Regions from separate parts of the Homo sapiens genome. Here region 1 is linked to region 2. The links are chromatin loops, found by intact Hi-C in ENCODE. Cell type or tissue: B cell. All regions are shown on one strand. Links, peaks and the distances in the headings refer to the core of each region. The heading gives the core; the rest is flanking DNA. Region 1 overlaps FGD6 (FYVE, RhoGEF and PH domain containing 6). Region 2 overlaps CFAP54 (cilia and flagella associated protein 54).

What was found. A loop is a pair of places that touch in the nucleus more often than their neighbours do. Peaks named below come from ENCODE experiments on the same cell type or tissue, not always from the same donor. Only the 100,000 strongest peaks of a DNase experiment are listed, where the experiment ranks them.
Region 1: it touches region 2 in a loop (19-fold over the local background); 3 of 110 quality-filtered maps call a loop at or near these places.

What each region holds. Positions count from the first base shown.
Region 1 is chr12:95,113,308-95,121,647 of GRCh38, reverse strand. It overlaps FGD6 (FYVE, RhoGEF and PH domain containing 6), which reads left to right. Exons shown (of 21, transcript NM_018351.4): 9 at 7,947-7,997. Among named protein-coding and RNA genes, the nearest start is that of NR2C1, 44 kb to the right of the region's middle. RefSeq lists an enhancer at 6,175-6,908. In B cell, for the core only: CTCF peaks have their summits at 4,190 and 4,389 (motif pointing left); a DNase peak (open chromatin) is centred at 4,337.
Region 2 is chr12:96,512,089-96,520,428 of GRCh38, reverse strand. It overlaps CFAP54 (cilia and flagella associated protein 54), which reads right to left. Exons shown (of 68, transcript NM_001306084.2): 5 at 7,385-7,443; 6 at 1,358-1,501. Among named protein-coding and RNA genes, the nearest start is that of CFAP54, 27 kb to the right of the region's middle. RefSeq lists a silencer at 3,598-3,707. In B cell, for the core only: CTCF peaks have their summits at 3,348 and 3,547 (motif pointing right); DNase peaks (open chromatin) are centred at 3,538 and 5,908; H3K4me3 peaks cover 327 bases; H3K27ac peaks cover 1,154 bases.

The DNA of each region.
Region 1 (8,340 bases), core at 230-8,229, 1.4 Mb after region 2:
TTAAGGTTCCTACATTAATACATATACTACAAATAAAATCAGAGCTAAATATGAAGAATTATAAAACTGGCTATTTATTGAAACTCTAAAATGAGGACAGGATGAAAGATAGTTTTGTAGGCCCAGAAAAATTAATTATAAAGGAATATATATATATATATATATACATATATATATATATATCTTTTTTTTTTTTTGAGACGGAATTTTACTCTTATTACCCAGGCTGGAGTGCAATGATGTGAACTCAGCTCACTGCAACCTCCACCTCCTGGGTTCAAGGGGTTCAAGTGATTCTCCGGCCTCAGCCTCCCTAGTAGCTGGGATTACAGGTGCCTGCCGCCATGCCCGGCTAATTTTTTGTATTTTCAGTAGAGACAGGGTTTCACCATGTTGGCCAGTCTGGTCTCAAACAACTGACCTCAAGTGATCTGCCCGCTTCGGCCTCCCAAAGTGCTGGGATTACAGGGGTGAGCCACAGCAGCCAGCCTGTAAATGAAAATATTGACACTTTTCATTTCATTTTATTTATTTTATTTTTTGAGGCACATTTGCACCATTATAATAACATTAAAATATTATAAAAGTTTAAAATACAGTCAAAGTAAAAAGGCAAACAGCACATCAGAAAATATACCTCTAGGAAATTTTCATTTCAGCACAAATACTAAAAATAGACATCTAGACTAAAAATATGAACAAATATAATAACTTAGAAAAAAAGAGCACATAATAAATATATAGTGGTGTATTGTGTCCTTCGAATGATAACTATCAAATAAAACAGTTACCAATTCTATTAGCAATAAAAAACTGCAGCACACAAAATTGGCATTTACTGAAACTGTTATTCTCATATATTTGTATTAAAAGTTTCACATCCCTTTAGGAAAGGTTTTTTGTGATATGTATCAAGCACCCAAAAATAATTTAATATTTTATTTTATTTCATTTTATTTTTGAGGTGGAGTTTCACTCTGTCACCCAGGCTAGAGTGCAGTGGTGCGATCTCGGCTCACTGCAACCTCTGCCTCCGGAGTTTAAGCAATTCTCCTTGCCTCAGCCTCCCGAGTAGCTGGGACTATAGGCGCACACCACCATGCCCTACTAATTTTGTATTTTTAGTAGAGACAGGGTTTCGCTATGTTGGCCAGGCTGGTCTTGAACTCCTGACCTCAGGTGATCCACCTCCTTCACCCTCCCAAAGTGCTGGGATTACAGACATGAACCACCATGCCCAGCCTAAAATTTTTTTTAACTTTAATTTTTTTCTATATCACAAATCATGAAGCAAAAAAAATAAAAAATAAATAAATAAATAAATAAATTATTCTCCCTGATCCCAAGAAAAGAATCTGAAATATGGAAGAAGGCATGCTTTATTTATTTATTTATTTATTTATTTTTATTTATTTATTTTTGAGACGGACTCACTCTGTCACCCAGGCTGGAGTGCAGTGACGTGATGTCAGCTCACTTCAACCTCCGCCTCTTGGGTTCAAGCAGTTCTTCTGTCTCAGCCTCCTGGGTAGCTGGGACTACAGGAGCATTCCACCACACCCGGCTAACTTTTGTATTTTTGGTAGAGATGGGGTTTCACCATGTTGGTCAGGGAGGTCTCGAACTCCTGACATCGTGATCCTCCCGCCTCAGCCTCCCAAAGTGCTGGGATTACAGGCATGAGCCACTGCACCTGGCCTATTTTTTTATTTTTATTTTTGTTTTTTTGAGATGGAGTCTTGCTCTGTCACCCAGGCTGGAGTGCAGTGGCACAATCTTGGCTCACTGCAACCTCTGCCTCCTGGGTTCAAGCGATCCTCCTGCCTCCACCTCCCGAGTAGCTGGGATTATAGGCGTGTGCCACTACCCCCAGCTAATTAGTAGAGACAGGTTTTTGCCATGTTGGCAAGGCGGGTCTCAAACTCCTGACCTCCGGTGATCTGCCCACTTCGGCCTCCCAAAGTTCTGAGATTACAGGTGTAAGCCACCACACCAGCCGACAGTGCTAATCAGTGTTACTTATAAATCCAAACCCATTAACTTACAAAAGTAAAAGAGGACAGTATTTATAATTATGCCTGGACAGCAGGTATAAGGCAGGACTATATGGGGAGATAAGGTTGTATTGCCATCCTACTTATGTAAATAGCCAAAACAAATTAAATGCACTAAAGAGCTAATAGAACACCTAAGTACTGTATGATATACCCCTAGGATGGTTTTTAAGTCAAATCAAGCATTTATAAAAACAAGGAAATAGTTTAGTAATTGTTTTTCTCAGAGATGTTCATAGTTTAAGTTTTCCTCATTATTTAATTTTTCAAATTTTTCATTTTTTATTTTATTCAACAAAATATGTTTCATGATATTTTGGAATGAGAATCGTTACAGTTTTCATTCTGGTTCAGCCTAGTTATTTTATGCATGAGGATATTAACACACAAAAATGCTATGGGGCATGGCCAAAGTCCCATGCCTCAACTAGATGTGGCTGGACCAGGCAGAGTAAGCATTTCTATCTTTATTATTATTATCATCATCATCATCTAAAGACTTAGAGATGGGTCTCACTATGTGCCCAGGCTGTATCCTCCCACCTCGGCCTCCCATAGTGCTGGGATTACAGGCATGAGCCATCGCACCTGGCCCAGGAATTTCTGTCTTCTAATTCCAGAGCAAGGGCTCTTGACCACTTCGCCAAGCTGCCTTGAAGTGTCAGTATGTTTTGTAAGTTGACACTTGATGCTTGTTTTTGGTATTTAAAATGATCAGTACTTTGTTTCACAAGTCAGGCTAATTTTAGGTTGTTTCTTGCAAAATCTGAAACTTCATAAAACTTTACAAAGTCATATTGACTAGACTTACTTTTCTCTGGATCCCATAATTCTGTATGTGTTGCTGATCCCACTACATATTTATGGAGGAAAGAAGAAATCTGAAAAATACAAAGCAAGACATGTCCTCAAATTCAAAACACTTGACTTTGGAATGTTATCCCTCCTATACACTCATTTCCTCTGTGCTTTGCTGCCAAACATTTCTCAGTGCACGGTCCAGGAATCTGACTGGGTGTTGAATGCAAAAAGTCCCAGATTCCCACAGATGACTAATTTTTATTAATGGTTAACAGGACTTCCGACTAGTTTCTGCTCTAAGTTGGTTATGTATTGATTAGGTAATCAATGAGTGGTGGTAAGGCTCCCTGGGAACCCTTATACAGAAAACTTAGATTTCCAACAAGATATAGTATATATTGGGTCCTCATCCTTTCTCTCTCTCTCTTTCTTTTTTTTTTTTTTGAGACAGAGTCTCGCTCTGTCATCCAGACTAGAGTGTAGAGGTACAATCTCGGTTCACTGCAAACTCCACCTCCTGAGTTAGCAATTCTCCTGCCTCAGTCTCCTGAGTAGCTGGGATTGCAGGTGCCCACTACCATGCCTGGTGAATTTTTATATTTTTAGTAGAGATGGGGTTTCACTATATTGGCCAGGCTAGTCTCAAACTCCTGACCTCAAGTGATCTGCACACCTCAGCCTCCCAAAGTACTGGGATTACAGGCATGAGCCATTATGCCTGGCCGTGGGAATTTGTTATTGTTGTTGTTCTTGAGACAGAGTCTTGCTCTGTCACCCAGGCTGTAGTGCAGTGGCACGATCTCAGCTCACTGCAACCTCTGCCTCCCAGGTTCAAGCGAGTCTCCTGCCTCAGCCTCCTGAGTAGCTGGGATTACAGGCATGCGCCCCCATGCCCAGCTAGTTTTGTATTCTTAGTAGAGACAGGGTTTCACCATGTTGGCCAGGCTGGTCTCGAACTCTTGACCTCATGATCCGCCCACCTCGGCCTCCCAAAGTGCTGGAATTACAGGCATGAGCCACTGCGCCCGGTGGCCTTGGGCATTTTATATGAGAACAAAATTAACTTGTACTGGCACCGTGGCTCACACCTATAATCCCAGCACTTTGGGAGGCCAGGGTGAGAGAATCACTTGAGTTCAGGAGTTCAAGACCAGCCTGGGCAACATAGTGAGACATCGTCTCTACAAAAAATCAAAAACTTAGCCCAACGTGGTAGTACAGGTCTGTTGTCCTAGCTACTTGGGAGGCTGAGGTGTGGGACAGCCACTTGAGCCTGGGAGATTGAAGCTACAATGAGCATTGGTCACACCACTGCACACTCCAGCCTAGGCAACAGAGCGAGACCCTCCAAAAAAAGAAAGAAAAAAAAAAGGCAGCTTGCATATCCCTAGAAGTTGCACATAGTATGTTGTGTTCCAGTTAATTTTTTGCTACTCATGTTGGGTGATGGTGATGGAGTTAATTAACTTTTATTAATCAGTGATGCCACCTGGTGGCCAGAGAGTACATTTTGTAGTGTACCTACATGCTGAACCAACATCTGCTTTTTTTTTCCTTTGATAAAAATAACCTCAGTGGCATTTGAGGCAGTTTTATTAGTGAAGTTTTGAATAATGCTCAATTTGTTTTGGCAGGAGCAGAAAGGTCATAGAATACTACCAGTCTAACATGGCAAACTGAAATGACTGCTCTCCTCGTTGTTATTAGGAAAGCTTCTGCCGAATACCAGGTCCTAAGTGATAGGTAATAGGTGGTTCACTATGACCAATATAGGCGTGTCTGTCTGGTCTCCTTTCCTGGGTTTCACCTGGGTTATAACAGTTACTGGGGCAGCTACTGGTTTCCTGTTCCTCCCATCTGACTCAGGGTGATCAGTCACATTCTTATGCTGCAGTTAAGGCCCCAGGTGATTCTTAACTGTTTAAGGAGATCCAGGCCCTGCTCTCTTTGCCAAGGTAAAAGTTCTCAAAAAGATATACTGCAAGAAGATGCCCTAAAAACATGAATGGATGGATGGATGGGTTGATGGATGGATGGATGGATGGATAAGTTGGAGAGTTGGATTTTGTAGACCATAAAGATATTTTTAAAAATTGGCAAGGAGGGTAAACCTAACTCCGTTACTTCCTTGATTAATAGCATGATGTTGCAACGTGTTAACGGTGGGTTTTCTGCTCAGTGTATTTCAACTGTGTTCATAAAAGTTCATGTTTGAGTACAAGCAAAGAAAATGCAACTTAGAAGTTTATGAGGCTCAGCACAGTGATTCTGAGGTCAGGATTTCCTAATATGGACATCTTCTGGGGAGCCCTTTTGGTTTAGAGAAATGTCTCTGTTTTCATGGATATACTTCTGTATTAAAAAACAGAAATTTAAGACAAACTAGGAAGTCGCCATGAGTCCAATATTTAGGTAAATCTGCATTCCTTCCCACAACAAGATATAGTAACTATCTAACAGCTTAAGGAAAATCACTTGATTAATGAGGTAGCTTAGGGTTTGAGAACATCTAATAGGGAGGGTAGGGTAAGTTTGTCTCCCCAACCCTGTCAACTGTCAGCCATAGAAATGTTAAATGTTTGCACTCACCAGACACGGATTATGTAATATATTGAATGCATTCTGAGTGGGGTCAGAGTGAGAATATTTATTTTCATCTCCAGATGGGGCTAAGTGTAACATATAACTTATGTATTTTGTTAATTTGGGAATTTTTTATTTTTTGTGTGTGCCCACTTCATTTTTCCTTTATATTTTGCGGGGGATGCTCTCTTCATTCAGATTAAGATCTAAATTGCTAGCGATGGTCTCTGGCAAGATAGAACCTATGCCATGGCGCAGGGAAGCTTAATATGTTTATACATAACATCTCACCATGGCTTATTGCCAGTGCTGGATATTTATAAGGTGCACGTCTAGACTCACACAGGCTCTTAGATCACTGTCTCAAAGACTTACGAAGTTTCAGCAATTGGGCGCGTGTTTGTGTCATCTGTTATGTTTGAAGATCTGGCACCAATACCCCTGTTTTCCTTTGTTCCTCTGAGCATGATGTCATAAATCCATGAGATGAAGTTGTATCTATTCCATAATAGTACTAACTAGCAGTTGGGTCTGATAAAGATATATTCAGTCACTGAACACACCTTTCCTCCTTTCATTTCCTCAGTTCCCACTGGCATTAGAATTGGTTTCAGCATTTATTGCCTTTTACCTCAACTAAAATACAATCCTATCTAAAAAATAATATATTCTTGGCCAGGTGCAGTGGCTCACTGCCTGTAATTCCAGCACTTTGGTAGGCTAAGGCAGGAGGATTGCTTGAGGCCAGGAGTTAAAGACCAGCCTGGGCAATAAAGCGAGACCCTGCCTCTGCAAAAAAAAAAAAAAAAGCAGACATGGAGGCACACACCAGTAGTCATAGCTATTTGGGAGGCAGAGGCAGGATGATTGGTTGAGTCCAGGAATTTGAGGCTGTAGTGAGCAATGATTGCAGCACTGTGCTCCAGCCTGGACGACAGGGTGAGACTCTGTCTTGAATGAGTAAGTGAACTGTTTTTATTCAGTAAGCATTTATTGTCCCCTTTGTGCAAAGCCCCTGACTAAGTGCTATGTGAGAGAAAGATGTGTCAGATGACTTGCTCACAAGGAGCTTTGAGTCTAATGAAAAAGAAAATGATAGAAGCATAAAGTGAGACTGCTGTGTCATGTGTTATTCAAAGGCAGAAAACGTTTCTTTCAAATGGAAATTTTGTAAGAGAAGGGGCATTTAAGAAGAGCCTTGAAGAGTGTGAGTAGAATTTGTATAAGCGAGACAGAGGAAGGGATGGAGAAAAAGGGACTATTAGAGACAAAAGGTGTGAAGCCAGGGGGACACATGGGGAGTGTTTAAGGGGTTGCACAGATCAAATTTAGTCAGAACAAAGGGCCCATTTTAGGCAGTAGCAAGAGAGAGAGAAAAATTGATAGGGACCATGTAGCAGGGGGCTTTAAATTCCAGAAAGGAATTTGTATTAATTTAACAGGTAATGGGAGGCCATCCAGCATTTCTCAACAGAGAAGGAAGTATTGCCTTGAAATTCCATGACTTACCTTGGTGTTAAAGATTTATTAAATATAGGTTCTTCTATTACCTCTTTTTCTGTATTACAAGAACTACTATATACCATATTACTTATTTACAGACTATCTTTATCCAAACCAAGGTTTCTCAACTTCAGACCTATTGATATTTGGGGTCAGATAATTTTTTTTTTTGTTGCAGGGCTGCATTATAAGATATTTAGCAGCACGTCTGACGTGTGTGTGTGTGTGTGTGTGTGTGTGTGTGTGTGTGTGTGTGTGTGTGTAGTAGAGATGGGGTTTCCCCATGTTGGCCATGCTGGTCTTGAACTCCTGACTTCAAGTGATCCACCCCCTTTGGCCTCCCAAAGTGCTAGGATTACAGGCATCAGCCACCGAGTCCAGTCTGCATCTCTGACTTCTAACCACTAGCCACCAGTAGCCCCCGCTTTTCCCCAGTTATGACAACCACAACTGTCTCCAGACATTGCCAGATGTACCCTAGGGGGCAAATTTGTCCCCATTTGAAAACCACCTGTTTAAATACATATATTGAGTTCCCTTGGTGTCCTGAGCATTGTTAGACTCTTAGATTAACAAATCCAGGAGACTTTTAGGGATTGGATTAATGCCTTAGAATTTTATACTAGACGTGTGTCTGATCTCAAGATTAAAGTACTTCCTATGTGTTGGGATAAAAGCTGAATTGGGCATTAGGAGACCTGAATTCTCATGCTGGCTCTGCCAACTAGAGGTTGTGTGAGTTGGGTGAGATCCTTTGCTCAGTAATCTGATTCCTCATCTCTAAAATAACCAATGTTTCCTCCAAGGCTTTTTCTAGCTCTGACTCTATGTCTTGATTTCAAATTGATCTCAGGGCTTTATTTTTTCACATTTTTAGAAAGTTAGCACAAGTTGGACTAGCATGTATATTAACCAGCAAGACTAATGAAGTATTGAAAAAGAAAGATATGTGTTTGGGGCTCACTGGTTTATTGTACTTAAATACTTTTTTTTCTTCTTTTCTAGATTATTTGAAGAATCTCATAGAAGATGCTGGAGATTACAGAGACACTCAAGGTAAATAACTTCTGTGGTTGCAGAAGTTTTTATATTATGTTTATTTAGGTAGGGCTAGAAAGTAAAAATATATTGATAACAAAATCCATTACAAACTCTCTTCATACGACTTGAAGGGCAGGTGCGGTGGCTCACACCTGTAATCCCAGCAGTTTGGGAGGCCGAGGCGGGTAGATCACCTGAGGTCAAGAGTTTGAGACCAGCCTGGCCTACATGGTGAAACCCCTTCTCTACTAAAAAAAATACAAAAACTAGCCAGGTGTGATGGTGCACGTCTGTAATCCCAGCTTCTTGGGAGGCTGAGGCAGGAGAATTGCTTGAACCCGGAAGGCGGAGGTTGCAG
Region 2 (8,340 bases), core at 117-8,116:
GGGACTACAGGTGCACACCACCATGCCTGACTAATTTTTGTATTTTTAGTAGAGACAGGGTTTCACCATGTTGGTCAAGCTGGTCTCGAACTCCTGATCTCAGGTGATCCACCAGCCTTAGCCTCCCAAAGTGCTGGGATTACAGGCATGAGCCACCATGCCCAGCCTGAAGTTAAGTTATATTTCAAGTACTCAATCAAAATGAAATGAAAGAAGGAAAAACAAAAAATAGAGTGTATTAAATGGTCATTAGAAAGTGTATTCAATTAGCTTGGCATAGTGGTGTGTGTCTGTAGTCCCAGATACTCCAGAGACTAAGACTGCAGTGAGCCGTGATCAGACCACTGCACTCCAGCCTGGGCAACAGAGCAAGATTCTGTCTTAAAAAATAAAGAAAGAAAACAAAAGAAAAACAAAGTGTACTAAATGGTGGTTAGCAGAGAAAAGCAAGACAAGAGTGTACATACTAAGTGATAAGGAACACAAAACTAAACGAGGAGGGAAGGTGGCTTGTATTCAAGAGCAAAGTGAGGATGGAAAGACAACAGATAGAAGTTTTTGAGATCTATTGCACAGCATGGTGATCATAGTTAACAATAACGTATTGCATATTTCAAAATTACTAGTAAATAGATTTTAAGTGTTCTCACTACAAGAAAAAGGTATGTGAGAAGATGAATATGTTAATTAGCTTAATCATTCCACAGTGCATACATTCAACAAAACATCACATTGTACCTCATAAGTATATACAATTATTATTTGTCATTTAAAAATAAAAATCTTAATTTTTAAAATTCCAAAAATCTTACTCAGAAATGGAGCAAAGAAGGTGAAAATGAATAGAGAATAAAGGAGAGAGCAGAAAGGAGGGTGAGAGAGAAAAACAATGGAAAAGCCAAGCCAATTTGTGCAAATAAAGCTGAACTTTTGTCTTTTCTTCATTTCAATTCTTTGGTTGGGTTTTGTTTTTCCCCTGGCAGGCATCTAAGGAAGAAAATGCTGGATACGCTCTATTTTAAAATATTGGGCCTGGACACAGTGGCTCACGCCTGTAATCCTAGCATTTTGAGAAGCCAAAGCAGGCAGATCACCTGAGGTCAGGAGTTCGAAATCAGCCTGATCAACATGGCAAAACCCTGTCTCTACTAAAAATACAAAAATTAGCCGGGCATGGTGGCGCATGCCTGTAATCCCAGCTACCCAGGAGGCTGAGGCAGGAGAATCGCTTGAACCTGGGAGGTGGACGTTGCAGTGAGCCGAGATCACATCACTGCACTCCAGCCTGGGCAACAAAGCCAGATTCCATCTCAAAAAAAAAAAAAACTCGACTCCTCAGAGTTAAAAAGCAGCATACCTCTCCGTGAATCCCGGCATGGCAGTCATAGCAGCACTGGCAAACAGCTGTGTAGAGAGTAGCGCGCCATGTCAAGTACCTGAGTGACAGGAGCGGGACCAAGGACTCCATACACATGCTGGCCCACAGGAGATACTCTAAGGCCTGCAAAATAAAGGGCACCATTGGATTTGTTTTCATTTGAAGTTAATAATGATAATTGTATTAAATATAATCAAATTCTAAGTTGTGAGCACAAGTTGCTGATTACTCAAACCAAAAATACCATAAATAACGTGTCAAGAAGAAACAAGCATTTAAAAAGTAAAAGATAATTTAAAAGCTCAAAATCTCAAGCCATTTTGGAAGACATCCTAAAATGTCTTTTTTGTTTGTTTATTTGTTTTTAGACAGAGTCTTGCTCTGTCACCCAGGCTGGAGTGCAATGGCACAATCGCAGCTTACTGCAACCTCCGCCCCCTGGGTTCAATTGATTCTCATGCCTCAGCCTCCTAAGTAACTGGAACTACAGGTGTGCACCACCACACCTGGCTAATTTTTCTATTTTAGTAGAGAGGGGGTTTTACCACGTTGACCAAGCTGGTCTTGAACTCCTGACCTCAAGTGATCCACCCGCCTCGGCCTCCCAAACTGCTGGAATTACAGGCATGAGCCACTGCACCCGGCCTGTCTTGTCTTATTATAAGCCTCTCTGCTCATTTTTATTAACATTTACCATGTCAACAGTAGTCTAGGAATTAACTCCAATGATACAATTGTTATTTGTTGGCCTGGAACCAGTATATGATTCTGAAGATTAGCTGGTATAGGAGGTAAGGAAAATGAAAAAGGCTTACAGCCTGGGGCCTGTGATGCTTAGTAGAAATGGTCCAAGATTAGAATCAAATAAACCTGGATTTTGGTCCCAATTTTACCACCTAGTGGCTGGATCATTTTACCTCTTTACGCCTCAATTTTCTCATCTGTAAAATGGGTATTTTTTCACATTACAATAGTGCTGTTATGGAGAAAGTGACAACGTACATGACATGCTAGGAAAATACTTCCATAATCTAAAATAAAATCCACCTTAATATACCTCCAGTGCATTGGTCCTCATGTCTTCCAGAACAGCACAAAGCAATCCAGAACTCACTTCTAAATTACAGCCATCCAGAAATCTAAAAACATTTATGTAGCCTGCCCTCTCCCTCAGCTCTCTCGTCCAGGGTAAATATCCCCAAGCACTTCCATCCCTCACGGAACTGCACTGCCCTTCTCCACCATGATTGGCCTTCTGTGGCTTTACCCCAGGTTGCCAGCATCCTTTCAGGGTGTATGGCTAGACCACAGTACAGTGAATGCTTTCAGTCCCTGGTTGTGGACACTGTACCTCTTCTAAATTAGACTAAGGTTGATTCCTTGCTGTTTTTGTTGTTGCTGTCATTGCTATTGTTGTGAACTTTGTGAACTGATATGAAATTAATCATATCACCAAAAACCCTCGAATTTTTCTCACATTTGCTGCTCCCTAACAATCTCTATTTCAGATTTTTGCATTTAGATTGTTGTGGTTTGGGTTGGGTGGTATATGATTAAGCCATGCCTAAATTTCCCCTTTAAATTCACATCTTTCTAAAATCCTTCAGGACTCCTGGTATTAGAAATTTCACATTTCAAAATGAAAATAGCTTCAGTTAACAATTGTTCACATTGTATTTGATTTGCTATGGAAAATCAAAGTTTTTTGTGCCAGAAGAGATCTTAAAAGTAACCTAGCTTGACTCCATGAGGCTAAACTCACTCTAATCAAAAGAGCTGGGGCTGAAACTCAGGTCTTTGAACTCCCAAATGCAGTGTTCTTTCCACTACACAGAGGAGCCCTGACAAAGGGGAGAAGCTCACCATAAACCACTTAGGGTTATGAAAAACCATCTTTCAAGTTTAAACAGGAAAAGCCATTTTCAAAATATGACTCAATTTGTAGCATTTTTTTCTTACCCTTAAAAGCTACAAATAATTGTTTCTATTAATTAAAAAATTTAATAGGATACATCAGGACTATTCTCTTCATGGAAAAAAAAAAAAAAACTTTAAAAAGTCAAATGATATCCATATCTAAAACATGGCCCCAGTAAGAGCATGTTGCAGGTGTTGAGCAGGAAATATACATACGATTAAATCAGCTCAGCCACAGGATGGCGCTGCAGCCTCATTTATATCAGCTTACACCATTTAAAGAAAATGACAAGCAATTTCAAAGTTAGGACTTAAAGTTTGTGTAATGGTACGTGAAATAATTTGACAGTAACTGTTCAAGCCACATACGTTGTCAAACCATTTCAGTTTCATAGTAAAATGAAACAGAAATCAATCGTTTCTTAGAATGAACAGATTCTAGATGTATTCTTTAATGTTTGCTGAGTACTATACTACAGTTTTAAATGCCACCAAAGAAGCTAAATTATTCCATAAACAAAAGCAAAATGGTCATATGTCTTCAGGGAAAGAGGTTTCAGAAGTCCGACCGCCCTCTATTCCCTAAGCTTATGCTGGTGACCTGCTGCAGCACTAAATTAGGTGTTTCTCACCTACGGAAGAGCCCCTGGTTAGTTTTGGTTTTCAGGATGTCTTTAGGAAGATAGGGTTATATCAGAAAATATCAACCCCTTCCCTGCAGCTTCTCCATTTGAGTATGTAAACCAAAATAGAATGGGTCATGACGGGATTCTATTTAGTCAACAGACATGCATTATTCTAATGGTACAGAGTGACACTGCCCCTGGTCTCAGCACATCTCTGACTAGATGTGTGACCCTAAGCAAAGTAACTTTTCCCAGCCTCAGCTTCCTTATCTATTATATAAGATAGAGGTAATGGCCGGACGCAGTGGCTCACACCTGTAATCCCAGCACTTTGGGAGGCCGAGGCGGGTGGATCACGAGGTCAGGAGATCAAGACCATCCTGGCTAACAAGGTGAAACCCTGTCTCTACTAAAAATACAAAAAATTAGCCAGGCATTGGGGCGGGTGCCTGTAGTCCCAGCTACTCAGGAGGCTGAGGCAGAAGAATGGCGTGAACCCGGGAGGTGGAGCTTGCAGTGAGCCAAGACCGCGCCACTGCACTCCAGCCTGGGCGACAGAGCGAGACTCCATATCAAAAAAAAAAAAAAAAAAAAACATAGAGGTAATGACAGCACCTTTCTCAAAGTGGTGGTGTGAAGATTAAATGAGATGACAAATGAAAGTGCTTACAAGCATACTTGATGACGGTAGGCATTCATTCAATCAATGTTAATGATGATGATGCTAGTGCCCACCTCATAAGCCTTTCACAGGACCTAGCACATGGTATAGATTCAATAATAACAAAAGCTAGCCATCATGCCTAGATCCTATAAAAACGGGAGTTTAGACAGCATGAGGAGCCCAGGTCTATTTCTCCTTCCGTCTTAGGCTATAACATACTTGAACTCTGAAGTCACTACAGTATTCAAAGCCCTCAGACCCAGGACATCTCACACACGGTGGGACCTCCAAAGACTTGTCTCCATTAAATGGACCCATCAAATCCATTTTTAGCCTCAGCTCAGGAATCAATTTACCAACTGGAGGTTTGGGAATTACTGGTGAAAATTATTAATTTCCTTGAAACAGAAAGAATGTCATTCAGATCTTCAGGTGCCAAATGTACAACCACCCACCCCTCCCCCAAAATTATTGCATCCCTCACCTCCCATCCCCATCCCACAAGACTGGCACCACAGAACTATACTCATTTTGGGCCAGGCACCGTGGCTCACGCCTGTAATCCCAGCATTTTGGAAGGCTTGAGGCGGGAAGATCACTGGAGGTCAGGAGTTCGAGACCAGCCTAGCCAATATGATGAAACCCCATCTCTACTAAAAATACAAAAAATTAGCCTGGCATGGTGGTGGGTGCCTGTAATCCCAGCTACTCAGGGGGCTGTGGCAGGAGAATCACTTGAACCCAGGAGGCAGAGCTTGCAGTGAGCTAAGACGGCGCCACTGCACCCAGCCTGGGCAACAGAGCAACACTCAGTCTCAAAAAAAAAAAAAAAAGAACTATACTCATTTTAGTGTCATTTTACAGGCGATTTAAGTTTTGAAATATAATGAACAAAAGAATAATTTTAGTGGCAAAATTTATGTACCCTGTGCTTTTATTAATTCATATAAAATATTATCGGTTCCCATGGTTTCCTTATGGTTGAAAAACTGAAGATTTATCTCCTAATAAGATTAGAATACCTATTTAATCAGCATGGCAAAATACTCAACTATCCTTATTTTATCAGAGACAAACTCAAGGTATATGAGGCAGAGAAGAAATGTCTTACAAAGGTTATGAATAAGAAATTATTTTAAGATGACTGTCACTTTAAAATTCTCTCAGTGTTAACAAGCACAAACACTAACAGTCAAATGTCGGCACAGACATTTCTGCCCTTCAAAGCTTTGGCAGCAAGCACTGCAGCAGACCAAACTATGATGGTCCTGTGAAGCCATGTTTGTTGTTGTTACACCAAGCGCAACCAGAGTATGCAAATTCTCTTTAGGAAATCATCTGGAACTGAATGTAGCATCATTGCAGTAGTCTGCGGGCCAAGTTTACATTAGGCCTGGGAGAGTCCCCCCTCAATTTAATTCACACTCAGAAAGCTGGCACAGAGCTTCTTCAAGTCACTGTCTGTCATAGAGTTTTTTAATTTGAGAAGCAAAACAGAGAGAGAACACATAATTAATGTTATCCATTGAGCATGCAAATTTCTTTACTTCCATTTTTATTTTTCAGATGTTGTCAACTTTTAAGATACTTGGCTATGCTTTGAGGAAATAAGAAAAAACATATCTCTCCTGAGTGTTAGAATATTCAGGGTAAGGTTCTGTATGGAATAAAGAATAAAGTAGTCATGTTTCAGATGCCAGCAACAACTCAAGCAGGGTCTCAACGGGAGTATATTCGCCCTTCTTGGCCTACATTCCAATAACTGGAAAACTAATACAGGGAATAAATATGTCTCCCGTGGACAAAAATGCTACCAACATTGTAGGGAAGTCAATAGAAGTGTCAGCAACTTCCTCAAGCTAACACTGAGCAGTGACTACTGGTAAGTAAGAATCTTATTATAAAATAAAGTCTCCTTGCCTTTGTCATGCAACTGGGTTAGAGTTTAAGTGTGCATTCACCCGATTAGCATGCAGGCCAGAAGTGGAAGCACTTCAAGCAGAATGAAATCCAAGCTCCGTATCATGACATAAAGGGGGTAACCATAGTTTATCATCCAAACCAGGACACCTTTTTTTAATTTTCTATTTTTTTTTCATTTGAGACACAGTCTTGCTCTGTCACCCAGGCTAGAGTGCAAAGTGGCACGATCTTGGCTCTCTGCAACCTCCGCCTCCCAGGCTCAAGCAATCTTCCCACCTCAGCCTCCCAAGTAGCTGGGACTACAGGCATGTGCCACCAGGTCCGGCTAATTTTTGTATTTTTTGTAAAGACGGGGTTTTGCCATGTTGGCCAGGCTGGTCTCAAACTCCTGGCCTCAAGTGATCTGCCAGTCTAGGTCTCCCGAAGTGCTGGGATTACAGGTGTAAGCTACTGCACCCGGCCCAGGCCACTTTTACTAGTAAAAGTGGGCACTACTGATAATTACTAACAGGACAACAGGCATAAACCGGGACTTTCCTGGGCAAGCCAGGACGGATGGTCACCCTACCTAAAGCTATAGCAACCAGATGGATGTTTACTATCAAGCGTGACAAGCATGACTATCTGAGAGACAGAGAATACTAACATTTTCAGGAATTTCCTTTCTTTTCATTAAATCATCTATATTTTTACATATGATCCCTATTAAAGCAAAACTAAGAATAATAAAGCTATATAATATATATTTACTAAATTTTATATTATATAATTCTCCAAATATTCCTTGTTTAACATTCAATATACTGTGTAATGAAAGCCTTAAGAAAAATAAAACAGGAAATAGAGGGGAAAATATTTTGTCAGTACATTTCATACCTTGGAAGACTGACCTATGACCATCAGTTTTCTGCAAATGGTGTAAATATAAATGGTACCTGGATGGAGAAAACGATTGTTAACATGTTTTACAGTCAAATGATAGAAATTTTATATTCCAATTTCTGTGGTTCAAGTCTGTAGTTCCCAAAACAAGTGATCTTATGAGGAAGTCTGATAATGGTATATAGAGTTATACTCATCATAATTTTTCTTGTAACTTGTAAACAAAATCATTAAAATAATTAACATGGCCGTATTTTAAATATGTTGACACAGGAATCTTCTAGTCTCATTTTACAGGCCATTTAACTTTTGAAGTATAATGAACAAAAGAATAATTCTAGTGGCATAATTTATGTACCCTGTGCTTTCATTAATTCATATAAAATATTACTGGTTCCCAGCTGTGTACAGTGGCTACGCCTGTAATCCCAGCACTTTGGGAGCCTGAGGCGGGAGGATCACGAGGTCAGGAGCTCAAGACCAGCCTGTCCAATATGGTAAAACCCCGTTTCTACTAATAATACAAAAATTAGCCGGGCGTGGTGGCATGCACCTGTAGTCCCAGCTACTTGGGAGACTGAGGGAGAAAAATCGCTTGAACCTGGGAGGCGGAGGTTGCAGTGAGCCGAGATCATGCCACTGCACTCTAGCCTGGGCGACAGAGCAAGACTCCATCTCAAATATATACATATATATATATATATATATATATATATATATATATATATATATATATAAAATTGGTTCCCATGGTTTCCTTATCATTTAAAAACTAAAGATTTATCTCCAAATAAGATCAGAATACATATTTAATCAGCATGGCAAAATACTCAACAAGGAAACTCATAATAATTTAAAAATCATAATGCATAACAGGGCACGTTATATTCACTCTCAGACTCATATAACATTTTTCCTATTATCAAGGTGTGTCCTACTAGCATTCTAGT